Linked DNA regions of Homo sapiens: region 1 is linked to region 2. A link is a contact called in ENCODE Hi-C or POLR2A ChIA-PET data. All regions are on one chromosome and are shown on one strand. The core of a region is the stretch at or near the end of the contact, and the rest is flanking DNA. Distances in the headings are between cores, read along the strand shown.

Region 1 (6,928 bases), core at 482-2,981, 35 kb after region 2:
TAAATACCCAAACTATCAAAAAATACACAAACCCCTTTGTTAAATAAGACTTTTAAATTTCTGTATCAACATCGCCTTTGGAATTTCTGCAAGACACAAACCAGTCTCAGCACCTTCACTCCCAACCCCAACTTTTTGGGAAAAGAAAAAATTAGAGCACTGCATGCAGCTGCTTCTGCTGATCACAGCTAGTTAAACCCACGGACTCAGAATATCAACACCGAATGTCAGTATTCCTCTGAAGGAGGAGTGGCTAAGACATCAAGCTGCATATTGAATTAGATGTTAAGTGTGCCTGGTGACAAGAGGAGTGGTGAGAGAATAAATCAATAGGTGTAGAAACTGACAAATGACATCAAAGAAAACAACATGAAACATTCTAGAGAGCAATGGGAAACTCAGAGCTTTGGTCTCCACAATAATCGCCTGGCGAGCATATTAAAATGCAGGTTTTCAGGCACCATCCCAGAGATTCTGACCTGAAAGTGGGCCACATGTCCTCACAAGTGGTCACAGTGATCAGCACAGTAAATCAGATGGTGTAGCACTGCTCAGCTTAATGCCTCTTAGTTTCAGCTTTTACAAAAATAAGTGCAGCAAGCTTTTATCAATGCAGAATTATGTGACTTAATATGCAAGAACTTAGAAATGACTGATGAGTAAAGCTTCCAGTAACACACAGGAGCCTTCTCACGTTGCAATTAAAACTGCAATTGTTTTTGAACCAACAACGGTCACAATTTTTAAAAGTGCAGCCAGCCTCAGAGGGAACAGATGATAGGTCTCTCTCAACTCCTTGCTAAAGTAGTTCTCAGTGGTCCATGTTAGAGGGATGACAAGACTGAAAGAACGCTGCGTCCTCTGGTATCTCATTTCAAAGTGGCTTACTGTGGGGACAGACCAATACAAAGCGTCTTCACACAAGCCCAGTGTAAAGGAATGTTTCACAGAGTGAAGCTGATGGGCAAAGAATCTGGCTTGAATTTCTGCCTCGACATTTTTTTCCTGGTAGTAAAGTATGTCTGGGGTTTGTGCTAGAATGTTAGAAGGGAAGCAGGTGAGAGGGTAGATGAAAGGAGACCTGCCGTAAGTTGATAGTTGTCAAAGCTGAGTTGATGGTGACGAGGGGTTCAGCCCTAGAGAAGGGCTGCTGCACCAAACAGCTTGCTCACCTCTTAGGTGGAGCCTCTGCCCCAAAAACCCTTCCTCCCAGTCTCCAGCCTCTTGGTTATTCTCTCCAGCTGCCTTCTTCATTAGGGCCCCTTCGCTGGTAGGTGATCTTTCTGAATGTTGGACCCCAGCCACTAACACCATCAGACCTTACTTCAGGTATAAAGAACTCTTTTTAGCAGCTTTCCTCCTCTTAGAAGTCATCAGTCCATTCTACAAGTGAGATTTTCCAAAGACTGGGGGAGGGAAGCAGACTGCTCACTCTGGGATCTGGGATGCTCCTGCTCTTCTCACCCACCTTCCCCAATTCTTCTTGCCATGTAGTTATCTATTCTTTCATGTCTTGGCATGCAGCAAAGCAACAGCCTGGGTTTCTGTCTTTCTATACCATCTTCACTGTCAGAAGCCAGATAGGAAATTTATTACATTCTTTTATTCAAAGGGCTTCCCAATGGTGCTAACACCATTCACAGTGAGAACCAACTGAGACCTATGAAATCAGCAAAAAACTTCACTGAGCAGCACAGGAAAATATTAGAACAGGAAATGAAAGTGGGTGTCACTCATCTTACAATAAAGACAAAGCCTGCAAACATTACGTTGAGTAAAATAAGACATTCAAAAAGAGACAGACATGGTATGATTACACCAATGTGAGATATAAAAGTTAGTCCCAGTTATAAAAACAGAAAGTCAAATGATGTTCTCTTCAGGAGCTGAGGAGAAGAGGGGGAAAAGTGCAGTTTATTAATTATCAGATTTTACTTTTGTAAAATGAAAATCTAGAGATCTGTTGCAAAATAATGTAAATATACTGAACATTACTAAACTATACACTTAAATATTTAATAGTAATTTTATGTTTTTATCACAATTAAAAATTTAAACCTTAAAAAAAAAAAAGAAAACGGGTTTCACTGTAGCCCATGTGATACTGGGAGAAAGGTAATTCTTCTGATACGCCCTATCAAAGATATCTAACTTCTAGTGTAAGGACTGGTGAATGGGGAATGATGATTTAAAATTTTGAAAGAAAGCTCAGTGCTCTGGGAGAAATAAATTCCTACATAAGAACCACAACCACAACCACAACAAAACACAAAAGAGGGAAAGAATATAAAGTTAGCAAATATTTTTCCTTCTATTTTGTATTTGTAGGATCTAGACATCCATTCCTTCATAAGTGGTCTATTGCGGGCACTGGGCTTGTGTGCTATGAGGTTTACCTGGATGAATGAAACTTGGACTATGCCCTCCCACAGCTCATATCCTAGGAGGGGAAGGAAGAGGAATGCAAAACATAATTCTAAAAGGGGACTGTCACTTTGACAAAAGAGAAATAGAAGTGAAGTGCTAAAGCTTTTTCCAGACAAGGAAAATGGGCGGGGGGTGGGGGGGGTGGGTTTGAAAGGTACAGGCACTGGTTTCATGGATAAGATAGCATCTGAGTTAGGATTTGGAGATGAGGTCAGATATGGACATGAGGAGATAGGTGGTGACCCTTCCAGGAGAAAGGCAGGGCCTGTGCAAAGGCAGATGGCAAAAAAGCCAGGCCTGTGATGGTAGCAGCTGGCAGGCAGAAGAGGGCAGTGGCAAATGAGGTTGAAAAATGAAGCTGGCCTCAGTCATGGAGGGCTGGAACGCCAGGCTAAGGACTGTAAACAGGACCATACCCTTGATCTTGGAATATGGCAAGATTAATAAGCAGCTCTGTAAAAAGTATGGCAATGAAGGAGACAGGCATTATTAAGTCTCACCAGGAGGCTATTGAACTTGTCCCTATTAGATACTTGCATGTGAGCAAACACACAGATTATATGTGATTTAAGACTTGATTTAAAATGTAGCATGAAACTTACAGATGAGACAGAACAAAGTGGTATATTTAGAAAATCTGAAAACAATTTTGATGAGCATTTATGCTTTGAATACCAAACAAAAGGAAGACCTTTAGAGAAGCTATAATATTCTAGTTTTACATGTCTAATATTCAGGTGGAAATCAAACACAATAGTCATTTTAGAGGACTTCATCTTTAGCAGGGTCTTTTTTAGGGTTGGCTGAAACCACTCTATGAATAGTTTGCACCCAGTGGTTCCATTCTGTACTTTGGAACTACAATCCAAGTCTAATACTTCCTTATCAGAATGGGCATAACTTCAACGGAGGCCCCTCACCCTCATGCCCCTGGGCAATCCTACTATATCCCCACCCTACCCTGCCCACTGATCTCCACTCCCCTAAGTGACTATTGCAAGCCTTCTCTTTTCTCGAAGCTCCAACAGTACACCCTCATCTTCACTCTCAGCTGATGCTTTGCTTTCTATTTCACCAAGAAAACAAAATCGAAAGAGAAATCTTAAGACGCACAGTGACTAACCCCTGGTGTCTTTACTTACCCTCACTTCCTTGGTGATCTCATCCAATTTCATGCAATTCACAATTATAGCGATTTACAGGAATGCGATGGTTCTCAAATATGTACCTCTAGAGGCCCATAACTCTCCCCTCACCTCCAGACTTGTATAATGAACACCAATAAAGGAACATCTTCACTTAGGGATCTTATGTCTAAAACGTACCCATAAAACTTGCTCCACCCACACAGTCTTACCCATCTCAATCAATAACAAATTCATTTTTCTAGGCCAAAACTCTTGGGGACTTGGCTCCTCTCTTACCCTCGTATACCCCACTGACTCCAGCTTCCAAAAATGTCTCCAGTCCAGCCACATGTCACTGCCTCTGTTGCTTCCAGGCTTGTCCAAGTCAGCATTTTTACTTGGATTGTACCACAGCAGCTCCCTAACTGACCCTGCTATGTTCTACATTCATTATTTAACACAGCAGCTAGGCATGTTAAACTATAAATACAGTCAATTATCCCTCTACTCAAAGCATCCCAGTGGCTTTCTATCTTAGAGTAAAAGCCAAAGTCCTTACAAGGGCCTAAAAGGTCCTAAATTGTCTGTGCCCTCTGCCTCCCCGACCCCACTGTGACATCATCTCCTATTCTCCACTTTGCTCCCTCTTCTTCTGCCCTAAAGGTTGCTTGCTGTTCCTTTAACAGACCAAGCATGTTTCTGCCTCAGTACCTTTGCACTTGCTGTTCCCTGTCCCTGGAATGTACTTTACATAGATATTCATGTGGCATACTCCCTAAAGTTCTGGTCTTTGCCCAAGAATCAGTTTTACTATGAACCCTTCCTTGACCACGTATTTAAACTCCAAGACTTCCCAGACACTCTTTAGCCTCCATCTTATTTTCTCTGCAGCGATCACTATTCCTTTTACTAATTTTTTCCCCTAAATGTAAGTTCCATTCTTATAAGGATTTTGATGTTTTGTTCATTGCCATATCCCTAGTGCCTAGAACAGTCCTGTCATATAGTAGACATTCAGTATATACTGGTTGAATGAGTAAATGAATACCTTTCAAAAAATATTTTCTAAGCATCCATTCCCAGCTCCTTCAGCAAATAGTCATGGGCCATGGTCTCTGACACTCTGACATGGAAAAACTGAACACCGTAATCTACTAGAGCCTACCAAAGCAAAGGTTAATGTGCTTCTCGCTTTGGGCACCTGCCCTCTCGTTAGAATTTCAAATTAGTTGGCTCTTTTAAATGTTGCTCACCAATCCAATCTTTTGCACACATCTACTATGAAACCCATTCTCTATGCAGTCGCTATTTTATTCTTGGATTTTAAAAAGTTAATTTTCTTTTATTAAAGCAAATCTTTTTATTTTCATGTAAATGTAGACTTTCTTTTATCCCATTGATTTCCAAGTGAATGTAGAAACAGAATGTCACAATATCATTTGTTGACTGCCAGTTTTTAATACAATGTATCTTAAGCTCAATTTTTAAGCTCATGTCAATAATTGAACTGGTGGCTAGTTTTCAAAGCCATCGTAAGAATTGGGGAAAGGGGAATCTTGACTATCCCTCAGAAGATTCCTTTGGGATATGTTAATGTCAACAGTGAATTCCATTAGGCTCATCTGCTATCAGTCCAATTAAAGATATTTATTATTGTTGTTCTTCTGAAAAGAATATAAGCATCTAGCAGGTAGCCCTTTAAATACAAAATGAAATTTGTTTTCAGAAAATTCTGCCTCAAGGACTCCTCAGTCTCACCCTTACCTTCAGCCCCACTTCACCTTTTCTAAGTCTTGTCTCTTCAGTGGAGTCAGGTATACGGAGAACCAAAATGGGACTGCACTAGTTCTCCTGAGATCTGAATCAAGCCCCTAATGTCCCTTTCTTATAGCTTCAAGTCCAGCTTTTAGATTTCAGACCTACAGAAACATGAATTAATTTTATCATTATTTCTGCATTAAACATTTTTAAATTTTTATTTAAAAATATAACTTTCTCCCATTGTTAAAAATGTTTCAAAATCAATATGCTTCATTCTGTGACATTAATGATATAATAAAATGTCTCTGTCTGATATATATACATAACAAATGTTTCCAATGTTCATATTCATATTTGCCTCTCAGCTACTTGTCTTTCTTCATATGAATAATGGTTGAGTCCTAACTTTGGATTTAACGATTCATCCCCAAAAAGGTATTGCACAGCACTAATTTTTTTTTTTTTTTTTTTTTTTTTTTGGGAGACAGGGTCTCGCTCTGTTGCCCAAGCTGGAGTGCAATGGCGGGATCTCGGCTCACTAAAGCCTCTGCCTCCCGGGCTCAAGCGATTCTCCTGCCTCAGCCTCCTGAGTATTTGGGATTACAAGCGTGCACCACCACACCCGGCTAATTTTTTGTATTTTCTGTAGAGACGGGGTTTCGCCCTGTTGGCCAAGCTGGTCTTGAATTCTTGACCTCAGGTGATCCACCCACCTCAGCCTCCCAAAGTGCTAGGATTATAAGCATGAGCCACCCCGCCCAGCCGAAATACATTTCAACAGCTTGCTTTCCTTACTTCCAGTTTTTAACCAAAATCACTTTTTAAAAGTACTTTCCAAGTTATTGTCTAGGGTTAATATATAGATAACCTGTGCTCCCATAATTGTTGTTTAAAGTAGGCTTATGTTTTAAAACATATTTTGTATGGTAGGTGTTTGTCACACGATTCGGATCTATCACGGTCCATACAAAAATCCACACAGCATTCATTACATAACACAATGTACTTTTTGGCAAGTCTGTCTGCATTATTTGACCACTGGGTGGCAGCATTAGGCTCCATATGAAAGGACCAAGCATTCATTTTCCAGGTCTTTTGTTCATTTTTCTTTCCTCTTCCCCTCATCACATCATCTCATCATATATTCTGTGGTTGATTCCCTGGAACAGGCAGTCAGCCTCCTGGCAGGGGAGATCCCTGGAATCAGGGTAACACAAGAACACACCGTGCAAGTAGATAACACTGCTGTGCTGCATGCTGGACAACTGCCACATATGGCAAGTGTTAAATGAAAAACAAAAATCAGGCCGGGCGCGGTGGCACATGCCTATAATCCTAGCACTTTGGAAGACCAAGGCAGGCAGATCACTTGAGGTCAGGAGTTCAAGACCAGCCTGGTCAATGTGGTGAAACCCTGTCTCTACTAAATATACAAAAATTAGCTGGGCATGGTGGTGGGTGCTTGTAATTCGAGCTACTCGGGACGCTGAGGCAGGAGAATCACTTGAACCCAGGAGGTGGAGGTTGCAGTGAGCTGAGATTGCATCACTGCCCTCCAGCCTGGATGACAGAGCAAGACGCTGTCTCAAAAAAAAAAAAAAAAAAAAAATCAC
Region 2 (7,337 bases), core at 419-2,918:
GGAGGCTGAGTTGGGAGGATCGCCTGAGCCTGGGAGGTCAAGGCTACAGTGAGCCATGACCTTGCCACTGTGCTCCAGCCTGGGTGACAGCAAGACACTGTCTCAAAAAATTAAATAAATGAATAAAATATGAGACTCATTTTCTCCTCCTGTTTTATTCTCATGCTAAAACAATAATGCTTGATACTTACTGAGGGTTTTCTGTATAATAGGTATTATACTATGTTAGTTAGCACTTGTCTAATCTCAGAGAACCCTGTGAAGATGTAAGCTATTTCATGAATAAGGAAAATGAGGCTCAAAGAGATGATGTAACTAGTTAAGTAATTGGCAGAGGCAGGAACTTAACCTAGATCTCTGGTCTCCAGGGCTCATGCGACACAAAATATTTTCACTTGTGCAGATATATATTATTCAGTGTGTAGATTATTTCAAGCATGAAATTCGTGTCTTCTCTGGAAAATCCCGACTTGAGTACTGTTACAAAGTCAAGACGATTGGTGATAGGAGAAAGCTCATGTTCAGCTCAGTGGTAACTGGGAAGAGTATGTTATCTGTTTGTGTCAGAGCATGTGTAGTAGTCTGGAAGTGAGGAGACCTGAATGTAGATGCATGTCTAGTGAGCAGTGATTTCCCTTTCTGAGTTTCCGTGCACATTGCGTATTATATAGTTTAGACAGTGTGCTCATTAAGGTCTCTTCCAGATATGAAAGCCCAGGATTCCCTGATACAACCCAGTTCTTTGGTCCTAACCCTGCAGGTGCCAACTCCCCCAATCCTGCAAGTCCAGAAGAGCTGGCTTTCTCTTCCTTGGACCTAGGCCCTGCATAGGTTTCCCAGCAGCACTGACCTTTTACCAATAGAAAATGAAGAAAGCAACTTAACCCTGTCCCTTTTATGTATCTTATCAGGTTGTTTCTGTTGAAAAGGAAAAAAATAAACTGAAGCGGAAAAAACTGGAAAATAAACACAAGAAGGATGAGGAGAAAAACAAGATCCGGGAAGAGTGGAACAATTTTTCTTACTTCCCTGAAATCACTCACATTGTAATAAAGGAGTCTGTGGTCAGCATTAACAAGCAGGACAACAAGAAAATGGTAAGTTTGTCCCAGAAGCTCTTAAGTCTGGATCTGGTGATGAGAGGGAGAATTGCTGAGTTCCGTTCTGCAGCACATGATTTTCAGAGTTCCTGTCCTAAAGAGAAAACAGGATTTTCTTATTGAAGCCAAAAAGTTCCTATTACCAAGGCATTCTCAGTGTTTTAAAGTTACACCGATACATTCCAGTGCCTTTCTTTGGTCTCAGAAATGTGAATCTGCCTTAGGATTTGCTTCCCTCCCAAATACACCTCAGCATCAATATTTAATTCACAAAGCTAGTGGATTTGAAGGAAAAGAAAACCAGCGAATGTCAGTGTTTCCTCCCAAGGGTTCTGGCACGGCCTCTCTGCTGAGCTGAAGTGCAAAGCAGGAAGCCCCACGTTGCCCTCAGGCGAGCCTCGGCCACAGTGGCAGTCATCGATATGGTGTCAGGCACACCCCAGTGACTCTCGGACAGAGGAAAGGGTGTTTAATCTCACTTCCTCTTTTTTGGTATCACTTGAGGACATAATCTAAACAAGCAGGAAGTGGGAACTCTGCCAAAATAAACCTGTTTGTGTCAGGGGAAGTCACAGCCAACAACATGCAGAGAGAGCGGCTGGTGAGACAGCTAGCACTCTTAAGGTGAGTGGAGCCAACACCAGGAAAGGCCACATTCTGCCAAAATGTGGCAGATACTGTGTCACAATGATAACGCTCAGTGCTGAGGAAGAGCCTGGTGATACGGTTTAGGGCAGACAGTCACTCTCTTGTATTCAGAATAACTTGTCTTTCTGATATAACCTTTTGGAAAACAGTTTGGTAACCTGTTAAAAGCCTTGAAAATATTTATATATCCCTCTGTTCAGGAATCTAGAGAATGAATCTATCTTCCAGAAACAATGTGAGAGGCAGGTTATGGTTTATGAATAAGAATATTCATTCCAGTAGTAATTAAAGTGTCAAAATTCTGAAAATAACTTAAATATACAATAATAGGAGAATAGGAAAATAAATCACAATTTGCCTGAGAAGCAGAATATTAGAAAATCAGGTTGCTGAATTTTTTAATGACCTGGAAAAAAGGTCAGGGGAAAAAGCAGGATATAAAACTTTACCTATAGAATGGGACCAGTTTTGTTCAAAATATCAATAGGTATGCATGTATATACACATGCTCTTAGAAAAATAAATATTAACAGCTACTTATTTATGGTGGCATTATGAGTGGTTTTAATTTTCTTATTCTCCCCTCCTTTTTTTTTAAACAAAAAACTTACATTAATTTTATTAGAAAAATATAGTAAAAACAAAGTGAAGAGGGAGAAGTAGAAGAGCTCAGATGGATGTTAATGGAAAGATGCGAAATGGAGGGAGAAAAGAAGAAGTGCTGTTGATGGAGCACATCCTGGATATCAGGCCCCGTGTTATATGCTGCATCCTGGATATTAGGCCCCGTGTCATATGCTGCATCCTGGATATTAGGCCCCGTGTCATATGCTGCATCCTGGATATTAGGCCCCGTGTCATATGCTGCATCCTGGATTTTAGGCCCCGTGTCATATGCTGCATCCTGGATATTAGGCCCCCTGTCATATGCTGCATCCTGGATATTAGGCCCCGTGTCATATGCTGCATCCTGGATATTAGGCCCCGTGTTATATGCTGCATCCTGGGTATTAGGCCCCGTGTTATATGCTGCATCGTGGGTATTAGGCCCTGTGTTATATGCTGCATCCTGGGTATTAGGCCCCCTGTTATATGCTGCATCCTGGATATTAGGCCCCGTGTCACATGCTGCATCCTGGATATTAGGCCCCGTGTTATATGCTGTGCCTGTATCTTGGTCTGTCTTAGTCCTTGTAAGAACCTTAGGGGACTGAGCATCAGCTCTACTTGAAATGAGGAATCTGAGACTAATCAAGAGGCATGGGATCTTGCACAGGGTCACTCAGTGAGAAAGTGGCAGGCACTTGCCCAGCTCTGTCTGGTTCCTGCCTGTGCATTTTGCCTGTGTTGCTTTGGCTTCTAAGGCGTTATCATCCCCCAGAGACCCCGAAGGGAGTGAGGGAGAGGCTGACATGTCCATGATCTGGCTCTTCAACGTGGTGTATGCCTGGTGCACATTTTATGAGCCTGCCCCATCCTGTCCTGTCCTGGTTGACACAGTCAAGTCTAGCACCAACACAAGTTGGTGCACCCATCATCTAAGTCAGAGCTCACCCTGGCCACATGGGCCAATGACTCTATGCCAAGCCACAGTGCTGTGGAGGGAGCAGGAGGAGGGCAGGAAGAAAGAAATACTTGATTCCTCCATTAGTTTGTTTTTCTTTACCACGCTAGCCCTTACTGTGTGTCAGGTACTTCCTATTCTGAGCACTTCACAAATACCACCTATTTTAATTTTCATGTCAACCCTATGGGTGAGTATGATAAGGGGAAACTGAGGCACGAAGAGGTTAAGTAACCTGTCCAAGGTCACAGAGCTGTTAGGTTAAAGCATTTGAAATTGCCAATATTTGACCATTTTGACCTATAAAAATGATGATTCCATATGCATAACCCTACTAGCAGGTGGAGAGGCTGCGATTTGAACCCAGAGCAGCTGGCTCTAGAGCCTGAGCTGAGGGTTGACCACTGCTCCATGCTGCCAGTTTAGAATCTCATGCCCTCGTTGTCCCCTCCCAGCCATGGGATTCCCAAGCCCTTTAATCAGGCAGTGCTTTGAAGAAACCCTGATACCAGCATGTTGTCAAGTCAGACCTTCATGTATCACTTCTCTCTACATCTCCTTGGCATCCCTCATTTCTGTTTAGACTCCTGTTCTCAGGAAATGTAAGTGCAGATGTGGTCTTACTTATCATGTGGCTGGGTGAGGGGCTGCCCAGGCCAGCCTGCCCCTTGTTCAGAGCATCTTGAATTTGCTCTTCAGGGATATCCGCAGGTGGGTGCCTGGTCACACCCGCAAGGCAGTGTGCTCAGTGTGGTTTCTTTTTTCTGAAGTGCCATTCCTATGGTGACCCTGCCCTCTCCAGGCCTCCTTCCTCATAGCCCCAGGCATGCTTCCTTCGGCATTACAGCTGCACTAGGCCCCTGACCTCCCTCCTGCCGAGTGGCTTGTCTCCCCTGCTCCTTTTTCCCTTCACTGTCCTCTCATTTCTGCCACCTGCCTCTCCTTTCTACAGGGCTATGAAAGAGTCATTTTGCCCTTTTTTGAAGCCTCAGATGCTTTTTAATGTTTTTTTGTGAGTCAAAGCTCCAAATCATGGCTTTTGCATACCTTCCCTTGCCAGGAAATGTTCTTGATTGACCTGATAGTTCCTGTCAAATGGGCAGTCTCTTCAGGGATCAATGATCAGGACAAAAGTACCCCAAATCTACAACACAGGTGTCTTTCAGAACACCTTCCTTGATGGAAATCCCCTCCCTCCTCTTCTCCACAGGTGCCTTTGCCTCTTCCCACTCTGAGTAAGACACTCTGCTCTCTCCAACTCTCAGAGCTCCCTAGGCTTAATCTAGCAAACTCTTCACTGGGCCTGGGATTATTCCTAGATTAAAATCCGGGAGTTTCACCTTCTAGAGCAAGTCTGCTATGAGATGAACCACACTGCCTCTGTTTCTTTTCTCCTAAGCAGGAATAATGCCGATTTAGCCATTCACCGTTGAGTGCCAAGATCACGGTGCATGCTTTGCCCCTTCCCACCTCCACTTTTGTGCCTCTGCCACCTTGATTCAGGCTTCCTCTTCTCCCATCTGGACCCAGGGGACAGCTTCTCTGCATGTCTCCCTGCCTGCCACAGCCTCCCCCACCGCGTCACCCCCAACACACACACACATACACACACACACACACACACACACACACACACACACACGGACCCAGGGGACAGCTTCTCTGCATGTCTCCCTGCCTGCCACAGCCTCCCCCACCGCGTCACCCCCAACACACACACACACACACACACACACACACACACAGAGTCATCTGATAGTTTGAGATAATAGATGGGAAAATGTGTTGAACAGTGAAAGTCCTATATAAATGCAAGGGGGATCGGGCACAGTGGCTCACGGCTGTAATCCCAGCACTTTGGGAGGCCAAGGTGGGAGATCACTCGAGGTCAGGAGTTCAAGACCAGCCTGGCCAACATGGTGAAACCCCGTATCTACTAAAAATACAAAAATTAGCCAGGTGTGATGGCAGGTGCCTGTAATCCCAGCTACTTGGGAGGCTGAGGCAGAAGAATCGCTTGGACCCAGGAGGCGGAGGTTGCAGTGAGCCGAGATCTCACCACTGCACTCCAGCCTGGGCGACAGAGTGAAACTCCATCTCAAATAAATAAATAAATAAATAAATAAATAAATAAATAAATAAATAAATAAATGCATGCAAGGGGTATATTTAGTATTGATGAAAAGGTTTTCCCTTTGGGGTTCCCATTGGGTTATAAAAATCTTCTCACTGTGCACCTCCCTACAGAGTCAGCCACTTAAGCTGATAGAGACATGATGTAACCGTGGGAATTTCTTCTCTCTCAACAGGAACTGAAGCTCTCTTCCCACGAGGAGGCCTTGTCCTTTGTGTCCCTGGTAGATGGCTACTTCCGGCTCACAGCAGATGCCCATCATTACCTCTGCACCGACGTGGCCCCCCCGTTGATCGTCCACAACATACAGAATGGCTGTCATGGTCCAATCTGGTTGGTCCTAGAACCTTATCAGTTGCCTTTGGTGTGCAGAGAGCCCGTGTTTTAGTGATGGGGCATGTCATCATTGTTTAGGTCAGGCCAGTTGACCATGCTGCCTGGTACTTGTTGGCTGTCCTCCTTTCCTCCCTGCTGTCCAAGCTCTGGTCAGGCCTTCCTGTAATCTCCTACCATCCTCTTTGCAGCAGCCCCTCAATGCTGCTTCTTTACTTGGATCTCTCTTCATAGTTTAACCCCCTCACCTCTCCATAGCTGATCAAGAAGTACTACACTTTCTGATTTCTTGCTGTGTCAAACAATGTGGGCAATTCAAGAAACACTGAACACAGCTGAGCGTGCTGCCATGTGCCTGTAGTTTCAGCTCCTTGAGAGGCTGAGGTGGGAGGATCACTTGAGCCCAGGAGTTCAATTCTAGCCTGGGCAACATAGCAATATCCCATCTCTAAAATATATAAAAGAAGAAAAAGAAAGATCAGATGATGATCTCAGCATCAGACAGTGTAATAAATGGAATTGTCAGTCAGCTTGTCCCAAGGTGCCAGGTGAACAGTGGGGACCGTGAGGGTAATACAGCCTTAAGGCCAGAAGGGGCTGTGTGGGATGCCTTGTCCCACCTGCATCTCAGAACTGGCAGCCTGTGCTGAAGTACCTCTGGTGATGGGCAATGTGTGAGGCAGCCCATGGATTGGAGCTCTGACTGTGAGAGATGTGCATACCTTTCTGATATGGAGCTGTAGTTGGCTTCTCTGTAACTTCTGCCTACTCACTTGAATTCTGCCTTTTGAGACAACAGGGATTCTTTTGACTTTCTCTTACATATGACAGCCCTTCAGGCAAAGGAAAACAGCCAGCTGCTGTGTTTCTTCTGAGCCTCTCTTTTCAGACCACAGAATATCTGGGGAAGCATCTCTTCTGCCACCTTTCACATGATGTGCTTCTCACCTTCTTCCCTCTTCCGGCTGCCTTGTGGACAGGTAGCTTAGTAGTCACATGGCCCTGGCCTTGAGAGGCTCACAGACTCATAGGGAAACAGACACACAAAGAATGGCAGAGCAAGGGGTTGAGCATTTGAAAAGCGTCTTCTGCCAATGTCCCAGCCATGGTTGTGCTTCAGGGCCCAGGCACTCGCTCTTCCCTTGGCCCAGAATGCCCTTCCTCCAGAATCTGCACAGCCTCCACTTCCTTCAGGTGCTAGTCAGATATCACCTTATCCGTGAAGTCTTCCTTGACCACCTTATATACAATCATACCTCTTTCCCTTCTCCATCCCATACATGTTGGCCACTGCACTCTACCTTATTTTCCTTCAGTGGCAGTTGTTACCTCCTGAGATACTATGTTTATTTACATAACATAACATTTGTTCCTGGTCTGACTACCCTCACCTCCCAGAATATGAGCTTCCCAAAGGCTGGGGCTGCATTGCTCACTGCTTTCTTAGCACACACAGGGTCTGACACATTGTAGGCCCTCAGTGAGTATTTGTTGAATGAATGGATATTTCATGTTTGATGGGATGCTGACATTCCTTGCCTAAAGAGCCTGCTCAGAG

What was found. A loop is a pair of places that touch in the nucleus more often than their neighbours do. ChIA-PET counts read pairs that join two places held with the same protein, here RNA polymerase II (POLR2A). Pooled maps may share reads with other maps.
Region 1: a loop to region 2 is called in a map of CD4-positive, alpha-beta memory T cell, with 3 times the contacts of the local background. The contact joins two enhancer-like sites. A Hi-C loop is called at or near these places in 3 of 168 maps with a recorded cell type or tissue (CD4-positive, alpha-beta memory T cell, CD8-positive, alpha-beta T cell and endothelial cell of umbilical vein) and 6 of 50 pooled maps. POLR2A ChIA-PET finds 5 or more read pairs at or near these places in 6 of 52 experiments (CD4-positive, alpha-beta T cell, CD4-positive, alpha-beta memory T cell, activated B cell and 3 more).

Annotation. Positions count from the first base shown.
Region 1 is chr1:64,823,799-64,830,726 of GRCh38, reverse strand. The region is part of intron 11 of RAVER2 (ribonucleoprotein, PTB binding 2); the gene reads right to left. Among named protein-coding and RNA genes, the nearest start is that of RAVER2, 82 kb to the right of the region's middle. RefSeq lists an enhancer at 3,417-3,596. Within about 2 kb of position 1,731, at least 5 of the 41 ENCODE cell types and tissues checked have a DNase peak (open chromatin) inside an H3K27ac peak, as active enhancers do; they include CD4-positive, alpha-beta T cell and CD8-positive, alpha-beta T cell, where a contact is called at or near this core.
Region 2 is chr1:64,858,547-64,865,883 of GRCh38, reverse strand. JAK1 (Janus kinase 1) reads left to right here. Exons shown (of 25, transcript NM_002227.4): 8 at 912-1,097; 9 at 5,622-5,779. Among named protein-coding and RNA genes, the nearest start is that of JAK1, 100 kb to the left of the region's middle. RefSeq lists enhancers at 4,193-4,242, 4,331-4,876. Within about 2 kb of position 1,668, at least 27 of the 41 ENCODE cell types and tissues checked have a DNase peak (open chromatin) inside an H3K27ac peak, as active enhancers do; they include CD4-positive, alpha-beta T cell and CD8-positive, alpha-beta T cell, where a contact is called at or near this core.